Linked DNA regions of Homo sapiens: region 1 is linked to region 2. Evidence: chromatin loops called from intact Hi-C (ENCODE). Cell type or tissue: endothelial cell of umbilical vein. All regions are shown on one strand.

What was found. Hi-C counts contacts between places; a loop is a spot of excess contacts. Peaks named below come from ENCODE experiments on the same cell type or tissue, not always from the same donor. Only the 100,000 strongest peaks of a DNase experiment are listed, where the experiment ranks them.
Region 1: it touches region 2 in a loop (4-fold over the local background); 10 of 110 quality-filtered maps call a loop at or near these places.

What each region holds. Positions count from the first base shown.
Region 1 is chr2:162,033,900-162,038,899 of GRCh38, reverse strand. It overlaps DPP4 (dipeptidyl peptidase 4), which reads left to right. Exons shown (of 26, transcript NM_001935.4): 8 at 478-598; 9 at 3,576-3,736. Among named protein-coding and RNA genes, the nearest start is that of DPP4, 38 kb to the left of the region's middle. In endothelial cell of umbilical vein, no CTCF peak of the experiment used is centred here; a DNase peak (open chromatin) is centred at 2,029.
Region 2 is chr2:162,111,781-162,116,780 of GRCh38, reverse strand. LOC101929532 (a long non-coding RNA gene) reads right to left here and starts at 2,340. Exons shown (of 4, transcript NR_110255.1): 1 at 2,249-2,340. RefSeq lists a silencer at 4,008-4,302. In endothelial cell of umbilical vein, no CTCF peak of the experiment used is centred here; DNase peaks (open chromatin) are centred at 2,290 and 2,960; H3K27ac peaks cover 1,340 bases.

The DNA.
Region 1 (5,000 bases), 78 kb after region 2:
TAGGCAGAAGTTACTAACCCTGATACAAAGCAGACATCTTAGGAACTCAATACTTCACTATAGAACATAGTGTTATTGCCCAGGATCTAATGTTTGTCTGCAGCTGAACTTCTCTCTTCCAGAATGCAACTGCCTTCTCTCTACTCACTCTCCCAATAAAGAAATATACAAGCATATATCATCCTGTAGAAGTGGTCAGCCTTCTCGGTCTTCTCATATACTTTAGCATTCAAATAGTGGTAGTTATGTACTTCTCATTTTTAACACATTATTAATGGTTTTAGGATTATTTTGGGATTATAGGCTGTACACTTGTAATTTAAGAATGAGAGGGAAGGAGTAAATGACTCTTCCTGTTTGAATGGAATATTTGACTATGGTAATCCTTACATTTGCAATAGATAAGTGTTTCTACAATTCCGGGATAAAAATATGACATGTATTATAGATATCAATGCTTGTTTTTTTTCCTTCTAGGCATATGTTTGGAACAATGACATTTATGTTAAAATTGAACCAAATTTACCAAGTTACAGAATCACATGGACGGGGAAAGAAGATATAATATATAATGGAATAACTGACTGGGTTTATGAAGGTAGAAACTTTAAAGCTTTTTCAAATCAGAAAATCTATAAGCTTTTAAAATAGTTAAATGTTTCTTTTGCAATGGGAAAATTTAAATGAGATTGAAAAAAAGTTTCATTGTTTAAAATGTCATCAGATTTCTCTTAGAACTCACAGCACCAGATGTCTCCTTGACCAAGAATTTAACTATTCCTAGCACTCCTCTGTCCTCATTGCCTGACAATACTCCTCTTGTCTCTGTTATATTGATACAAAGGGCTTTTCTGTGTAGGTAGACCTTTTCTGCCTTTACTGGAACATAAAAGCCTCCAGATTAACATCAGATATTTCTCTAATTAAGCCTACCTAACCCGAAAGTTACTAAGGAAAGCTAAATAATCCCATCACATTGAGAAGATGATAAAATAATATATACAGGTTGGAGAGTACAGGGGAAGAAAATGCCTATTTTATAGAGGATTTGTATTTATTTGAACTTGGACAAATTATGATTTCCTGTTTTTAAGAATAAAAAAGCAATTAGAAAGGCTTAGGAAAAAGTGACTAATAAAACTAAAAAAGTTAAAAAGGAATATTCTCCCTTTTAGGATACAGAGTTGTCGAAACTATTAGGAACACATTTTAGAAACTTAGAAAATATTAGAAAAACATTTTTTGTGTCTGTATTTGCCAAGATAAAAGGCATTTTGAGGCTGCTCCAAACTGTTCACAAGGTTTCCTCATACTTATTAGAAAGACTTATCTGTATTTCATCGTATTATTTTTTTCTTCTTTGTAGTTTAAAAAAATAATTTTTCTTCATGACTTAATTTTAGTTCTTACCAAGTCCAAGTCAAGTTTAGTTGACTCATTATAACAACAACAACAAATCACATTAAAAGAAAGATAACTTTTCATGTCCTAGAAATAAGTGCTTGACTAAAACTTACAATGAAATTTACTAGCACTAGCTACTTAGAGATTCTTTAACCCTTGGACAGCACAACCCAGCCTCCAGGATCCTTGACAAGAGTGGCCTCTTTCCAAAGCTGTGACCCTCTCTCAGAAACAGCTGGCCCTCTGGAAGATAAGAGGGCAGCTAACACTTTCATTCTTTCTAAAGTAGATAATTGCTGGAGGGAGTCTTTTGCATGTTCACGACTAGGCCATTCACATGCAGAACAGCTTCACAGCTCCAATTTGGGCCTCTCTAATAGCTTCAGTTCCTAGAAGGAAATTACTACATTGTCAATACAGAAAAATATGTCCTGCATTCCAAATAACCACTAATTCAAGACAAACATCACTACCTGCTAATTACACTTACAAGTAATTCTAAAAAACAAAATCTTGGTCTGATTATATTGATTTTATGTAATTGCAGCTGTGTTATAGACCAGAATCAATGGGTAAAAGTTGCAAAGAATGAGAAGTCAACTCAGTATATGAACAAGTTCTTACTATAATAGAAACCATGACTTGGAGTCATAAGGGCTGGGTTCTAGTTCTTGTCTCAGGCAATTCACTGGATTGCTCCATGCCTCAGTTTCCTTCTTTGTGCAATGAGCTATGAATCACCACCCAGAGACTAAATATGATATGTTTTGTAAATTCTAAATTGCTACATAAGAGTGTATAGATCAGTGATATAGATATGAGGCAGTCAAAGGAAGAATAGGCTGCTTAACCCGGAAGTAGGTTTTCTATTACTGGAAATACTAAAATAGAGGCAGGAAAGGGCAGTATAGCACTGAGATGAAAAGCATGAGTCAAAGGAGATTTGGGTTGGTTTTTGATTCTACCAATTCTTAGCCATGTGATCCTAGACAAATTTCTGATCCTCTTCAAGCTTGTCTCACTTTATCAATACAATGGGTTATTGTGAGCCTTAACTGAGATGATAGATGTCAATTGCTTATCAATACCTGGCGCATAGTTAGCACTCATTGAATGTCAGCTGCTCATCACAATAATTATTATTACATTTTATTACAGTAATTATTTTTGCTATTATTCTTGTTGTTGAAAAAAAGCATTTGGAAGTAACTTGAAAGGAGGTATCAGGCATCTGAAAACTGATTAGAATGCATGATTTCCCAACCCTAAGATTCTAGTTTCTATGCTTTTGCTTTTACATTTACACTTACATGAGACTTGTGGAATATCTAGGCGTCTCCACCCAGTCCACTTAATTCCTCCATTCCCGGTTGGTGAAGGAGTTTTCAACATATTAAGAGCCAGTGATTGAATATCTCATGTATAGACCCCATAATAATCATAGGGAAGAGCTATCTTTGCCAGAGATTGAGAAGAAGCCCGACAATGTACTGGAAAGCAAGATCTGGTCTTTTATTTGCCTCCCTCTTTGACCCTCTTCTCTTACCCATCAGCATATACACCAGAGCAGTGTGTTAATCTAAGGGAGTTTTCAGTTTCTGGGCTGGGCAAGGAGATGTTTCTCAGTAGGGGTCTCAATGGAGTTCCTTGCCATTCTAAATCTATCCTTCCCACACCTTGTTTGTGCCAAGAGTAGTAAACTCTGGGCACCATATTGGTTTGATAGCCTGGAGCTACACACCACCCACCAGTACCCTGCGGGCTCAGTACAAACTGAGCCCAGTTGGGGAGAGTATGCTGGCATGTTGACTGTTTGAAAATTAGAAAGGAGAATCAGCCTCCTGTGTGAAATTTACTTTTAGTATGTTTTGAGGCATAAATTTAGAGGATTATAAGATAAAGAAAAAAATGTAGAGCTTATATTAAATATTGCATGCTAAAATATTCTAAAATGGTCCAACGGGTTACTTATTTTTACAATCCAGATATATCCTTGAAGATTTTATTTTTATTCATTTGTATTACTCTGATTTTGGAAGCCCAGCAAATGCAAAGTGGTTCATTAGTTGAACTCTACTGTAATTACTAAAGCTAATGAGAACAATATTTTGAATGCCAAAGCCAATTTATCAGCTACTTCTTGTAACAGAACAATTTGTGTCTTTTTTCAGAGGAAGTCTTCAGTGCCTACTCTGCTCTGTGGTGGTCTCCAAACGGCACTTTTTTAGCATATGCCCAATTTAACGACACAGAAGTCCCACTTATTGAATACTCCTTCTACTCTGATGAGTCACTGCAGTACCCAAAGACTGTACGGGTTCCATATCCAAAGGTCTGTGCTCCTGTTTGTACAGTGGTTCCATGATTTGATGGGAAGAGAATGGTTTCATTTAATCCCTTCTTGCTAATGAAAATATTGTCAGTCTCTCTTCAACAGCTTGCTGTGATTACTCTTGCTGAAGTCAACAGCATCTGGCAATTTTAAAGTATTTTTATTATCCCAGGAAAGAGTGTGATTTAAGGTTTTGTAATTTCTCCAAAAACTTTGAGGAATGACAAGCAGAAAAAATGGGGAAAATGCTTTAGAAAGAGATAAGGGGAATGAAAATGCTTGAATGGAGGAAAAGAGAGGCTATAATTGAATTAGAAGCTCGTCTCATTTGTAGAAGTTGGATTGTGCCCTCGACGAAGTTGCAAAGCTCAGTTATATATCAGATTGTATTACTAGTTAACGGGATACATGACTAGTTTTAGTGGTTCTATTATAGATTTGGCACTAATGTAAATTTTTCATGTCCTACATTTGGAATAATAGTGTCACGTCTTGGTTTTCAAAGCTGTTCTCCTCGTCAGGGTTGCGTGTTTACTAAAATTGAGGAGCTTTGTTAAGCAGCGTAAGCCGGGTGAGATGGGGTTTAGAAGGGAACCAGGAATTCTTCACTAGTACCGTAATAATAATGGCTACAGTATTGTCTGCAGGAGAATCTAATAGTAAAGTGTTTTTTCTGTAAGAAATTTGGAAAAGGGGATTTTTATTTTTACCAACTCACTCAATTTGCTTTATGAAGAGCTGCCATTTTAGGAAGACAGAGGAAGTTAAAAGAAAAAAAAAGATCAGAGACTAAATATGGAGATGTGTTTTCAGTGGAATGTTATTTTTTGATGAGCGAAACTGGCACATACAAAAAAAACTCCATAAAGTGTTCTCACTAAAAATATCATATTATTTCTAACTAATCTGTCAATCGAAGATCTATGTGTATATTTAAAAAGGTTTTATAGGTTTCAGTCATAATATTGATTGTAAAGCTCCAACATAGTGAACCTGAATTTAGAGTGGAAATGATGGCTTCCTAATTGACACCGTTGACTCAGGTAAACTGATTTTTCTGGTGGATGGTGTCTTTGGCAGAACCCAAGGTGTTCTTCATACTGACAGGCATCAAAGACTTTTGGTCTCAGGGAGACAGGGTATATTTGCAAATAATAAAGTTGATTTTAAGAGGTTTATCCTTGCTTGCACAAAGTGATAAATTATAAAGATATAAACATTCATTATTTAAACAGAAGTGCTTTGGACCTTCAAGTTTTATATA
Region 2 (5,000 bases):
TCTGACTAGTTCCTCTCCCCACCCCCCTCTATCTTTCTCCTCTCTCTCTCTCTCTCTCTCTGTCATAATCTGGACCAGTGATAAAATTTGTGGAACCCAGGAGAAAATGAAAATGAGCAGCCTCTTCTTTCAAAACAGTGGCAAGCACAGAGCCCTCTTCTGTGTGTGAGTCTTGTGTAACTACACAGGACACAAATCCATAAAGCAAGCCCTGTTTAAGATGCTTATCTTTGAAAATCAGCCACCATGTTGACAGGAAGCCCAGCCCAAATGGAAGAGTTATGTGTAGCTATTCCACTTGACAGCTGCTTAGTTAACTTGGACAGTTCTAACAAAATACCATAACTGGGTGTCTCAAACAACAAACATTTATTCCTACAGTTCTGGAGGCTGAAATTCCAAGATCATGGTGCTAGCAGGGTCAGGTTTTAGTGAGGGATCTCTTACTGGTTTACAGACAGCCACATTTGGCTGTGTCCTCAGATGGTGGAAAGAGGATGAGCTAGCTCTCTGACCTCTTCTTATAAGGGTACTAACCCCATTAATGAGTGTTCCTTGCTCCAGACCTAATGATATGCCAGAGGCTCCACCTCCAAATGCCATCCCACTGTGGATTAGATTTGAACATATGAATCTGTGGGAGACACGAACATTCAGTCCACAGCAATAGTCCTAGAAATACCCTCAGCAACAGCCAGAAGCACCCCCAGACATGTGAGTGAGCAAGCATTCAGATGATTCCAGCCCCAGCCTTTGAGTCTTCTGCATATGGCTCCTGGCCTCACACAAAAAAGCTGCCCTCCCTGTGCCCTGTCCAAAGAATCCATGAACATAATAAAAGGTTGTTTTGCACCTCTAGATTTGGGGTCATTTGTTACTCAGCCAAGTAACTAGAAATGCATGACTTAGAGACAGGACTTATGAAGGATATGCAGACCAGTCACACCTGCCTTGTCTCTGACATGGCAGCATCTCCCAGAAGCATGTCTTCTAATACCATCTGAGTCCTCCCCAGTGTTGCTCCAAGTCTCTGGACTACAACCACCACAACACCCTAGCAACAGACCCCAAAACTCTCCCTCTGCAGCCTTCTGCTGCCTGAAGCAGCTGCTGCCTTAGACACCTTTTCCAGTATCGAACCTTCATGGTCCTCCACATGAGGCTGTGCAGCTCCATGAGGACCACAGAGACCACTCACTCAATACCACAAGCAACCCTTCAAATACAGTCATCACCAATGAGACTTGTCCCCAACTTCAGATTTGGGGTTACCCTTCCAGCAACCATACCCATTAAATTGGGAATTTATGTATCATTTACATCAGGGTTTCTATGAAAATGAGTCTGAGGCTCAAACTTCATAGTTTTGAAACTCAACCTTTTCATTGGTTCAGAACCACAATCCAAGCTGTGATCGCATACGCTCCATTAGACTTAAATAACTGTTGGGATTCAATGACTCTGTCCTTTCTGCCTGCTTATCTGAGTGCCTTTGGAAGCCATATCTCTTGGAATTTAGCACACTCAACCCATAGCAAATTAATATGTCATAGCATAGAATTTTGTACTTCTAAAAGAAGTACAAAAATGAAAACTAACTAGAAGGTTAGACATTTTTTAGGTTTTACAAATTATGAAACCATGACCACTAAAAGAAACTCATCCATTATACAAAATGATGTTATGAGTTATTTTGAAAAATATCGGAATGTTCTCAAAGTAAATGGTGTTTTTTACCATAGTAAATTTATTCCATGCAACAACTTACTGAATTATTTGCTTTGCTCTTGTTAGTTCCCAAATTCAGCTGTTCCTAAGTGAAGATGCCTTTTTCTCTAAGTTTTCCTTTCAGTCATACATTAGTGCCTGTACCATTTCAAAGCCATGTAAACATTAACTTACATAATATGTAGTTTTTAAGAACCAAAATGTTCTCAAATTTTGAAAATATTTCTTACATTTCTCTTTGGTATCCAATTGCCAAACAAACTTAAATTCAAATTTCTATCAAACTTGTTTTCTGTATCCAAACCACTCTAATTAAACACACCAAGCATAATAAAAAATAAAATAAAAAATTAAAATAAAATAGCATTGCATCCTTAAAGGATTATGTTGAATTATTAAAAAAAAAAAAAACAAATCTGCAGTGTTGTTTTTTCTGTTTTTTTTTTCTCTTTTCTTTTTCCTGAATCATGTCCAAATTAAACCAAGCATGACCATAAAGAAAGGTTATCAAAATACTCACAGTTCAGGCTCCCTACAGGACCGTTCATACTGCTATAGTATTACAAAGTAGTAATAAAAGTGAGTTATGAGGAAATGTGAATTCCTAGCAAGAAAATCTAAAAACAGGATGTTAGAGAACAATGGAAAGCCACCCTGCCTAGTAGTGTATGTACAGTTAGAGAAATTGGCCAACCAAATTCTATTATAAAATAAAGAGAAACAGTATCATTTTTAAAGCACTTTGGAATATTTTTACAGTATTTTGCTCCAAGTAGACACTCAATTATACATTTGCTAAATAAAATAATACAGATTATCTCATTGTTTTACTCCTCAACAACCTTGCAAAAGGGATAATACTATAACTATTACTCAGGAGAAGTTCTGGAGTTCTACAGCTACCATTGTGGCCAGTGCTTTTCCAATATTACACATCTGACACTGCATTCACTCTTTCTTTCATTCATTCATTCATTCATTCATTCATTCATTCATTCATGCATCCATTCATGAACTCTTCAAAGCCAAACTTGTGATTAGTGTATTCAAGGAGAACAGGAGAAAGCAATGCAGTGGGGGAACAGAGACATGTAACCACAGCACTGCATTGCACAATAGTGGTGTCATAGAGATAAACTGCTCTAGGGTCAGACAAGGCTCCCTGGAGCAGCTGACACTCAGCTGAATCTTTAAAGTGGAGACTAACAATGTTGTTTCAATCCATTTTGTCTAAATCAGCACTTCTCAAACTACACATGAAGGAACGCTAATATGAGGCTTAATAACAATAAATATTCTGTGGATGACAGAGTATCCCTATTAGCAGCAGTTGCTCTGGAGTTTGATCTAGTTCTTCATTCATTGCAAATGATTCAGGTTGGCCCATTGTTTCACCGAGGAGCCTGCTGGGTTTGACCATTCAGAATTAGCCTGTCATGATCTGGCTCATGCATGCAGTAAGACCCCATAGGTGGCCAGATAACTGAATATTCTGAATTTTAAGACTAAGGGACAAGACTCTGGAGCAGAGGGGACACTGTAAGACATTGCATCACACCACAAGTCTCACCCTTGTTGCAGCTAATACCTTGGGTGGCTTTTCTTAATTGTTTAAACAGAACTTAAACATTCTTTAGATGGATTTGAGGGTGTGATAAAGAAAGAATTTATTTTAAAAACAAACTGGAAGTGATAATAAGCTGGATTGCTCTATATTTAAGTAAGAAGCCAAACATAACTTATCAAAGGGCCTTTTGAAGTTGTACAAGGCAAAGTCTTCTCTGCTTCAGGGTGAGACCAAGTAGCGCATATTATGGAAAGCCACTCAGCTCCCACAGTTTCTGGGAGAACAGAGAAAAGAGCCCATGGGTTGCCCGTTTAAAGTGAATAATCTAAGTACTGAAATGTTGAAAGCTGAAATCAGAATTAGATTAGTTAGAAAAAAAGTTAAAGTGAGAAAGAGCCTCTCCAGGAATCTCCCATTGTACACAGCAAGTGGCCAGGCCTCCGTAACAACCCTGAGAAGAGCACACCACTTTGTGAATTAGAAATTTGGCAGTAACCTACGTAGGCCTACCATTTCCAATGTGTTTCATGTCGTTTTTATAGAAGTCTCAAGTTGGTGTTTGTAATTTCTACAAAAATTTTCCCTCGGAATGAGATTTGTGTTGATGGGAATTGTTTGTGGGAGTTCTAAGGTTTGCTTATGGTTGCCACATTTCTCAATGGTTGGGGCAAGATGGTACAAGTTCAGAGTGGAAGGGGTGCCCTCTCCAACATGACAGAGCGCATCTCAGGGCCTGAGCTAACATCTAAAGAGACTTTGATATTGAGTGGCATAGAATGTTCTTTATTTTAGGTGATGCGTCAGATGTGCAGAAATCTCCCTGGAAGTTGTGCAGTGTGATTGTGCAAACACTGAGGCTCCTGCAGCAAGAAGTCTGAACAACAAGAAATGGTAATAATTGCTGAGACTTCGCTCTGCACTGGACCTTCCTGTAACACATTGCCTAGATCATCAAAGAAGTGGGACTCTCTGAAGAAAGGAAAAATTTCAGCCAGTTATGACATTTGGCTCTACTGTGTTTGTACAAATACCAACTCAATGTTTATTGACCCAGTCAGTCCAGTGGAAAATGAAACTGAGAAAAACAAGAAATAACAAACTAGAAAGTGAGTTATTTTCTTAGCATTTTAATTATAAGGAAATTTCACAATTATACACATATTATTTGTGTGTGCAAGTAATCTTGTAAGTTTATTTACTTATGTAACAAATGTTTTTCAAGTGTTTACAATATACCAAGTACACCAGCCTCATGCCAGGTGCTGAAGACATAGAAGTGAAGCAGTGTTTTGATTTTCTGTTTCTGTGTAACAAACCGCCTCAGAACTCAATGCCTTAAAACTACAATTCATTATGCTCTTTCAGTGAGTTGACTGGACTCAGCTGGACAGTTCCAACTTGGCATTGCTCATGTAGTGACAAAGATATAGTGGTTGGGGCTAGAGGCATATGAAGGCTTGACTGGTCTGGACATCCAAGTTGTTTTGTGTGCCCGCAGCTGGGATGGCTAGGAACATCTGGAGCTGTCTAGACCATTTCTTTCTCTCTCTCTCTCTCTGTGCATATGGCCTATGCACCTGGCCAACTTCGGCTTCCCTAAGCAAGGCAATCTCAGGTAGTCAGATGTCTTCCAAGTTTTTCTGGAGCACAGAGACCAAGCCAGAAGCTGCAAGGCTTCTTACAACCTAGCCCAAAGTCATGCAGC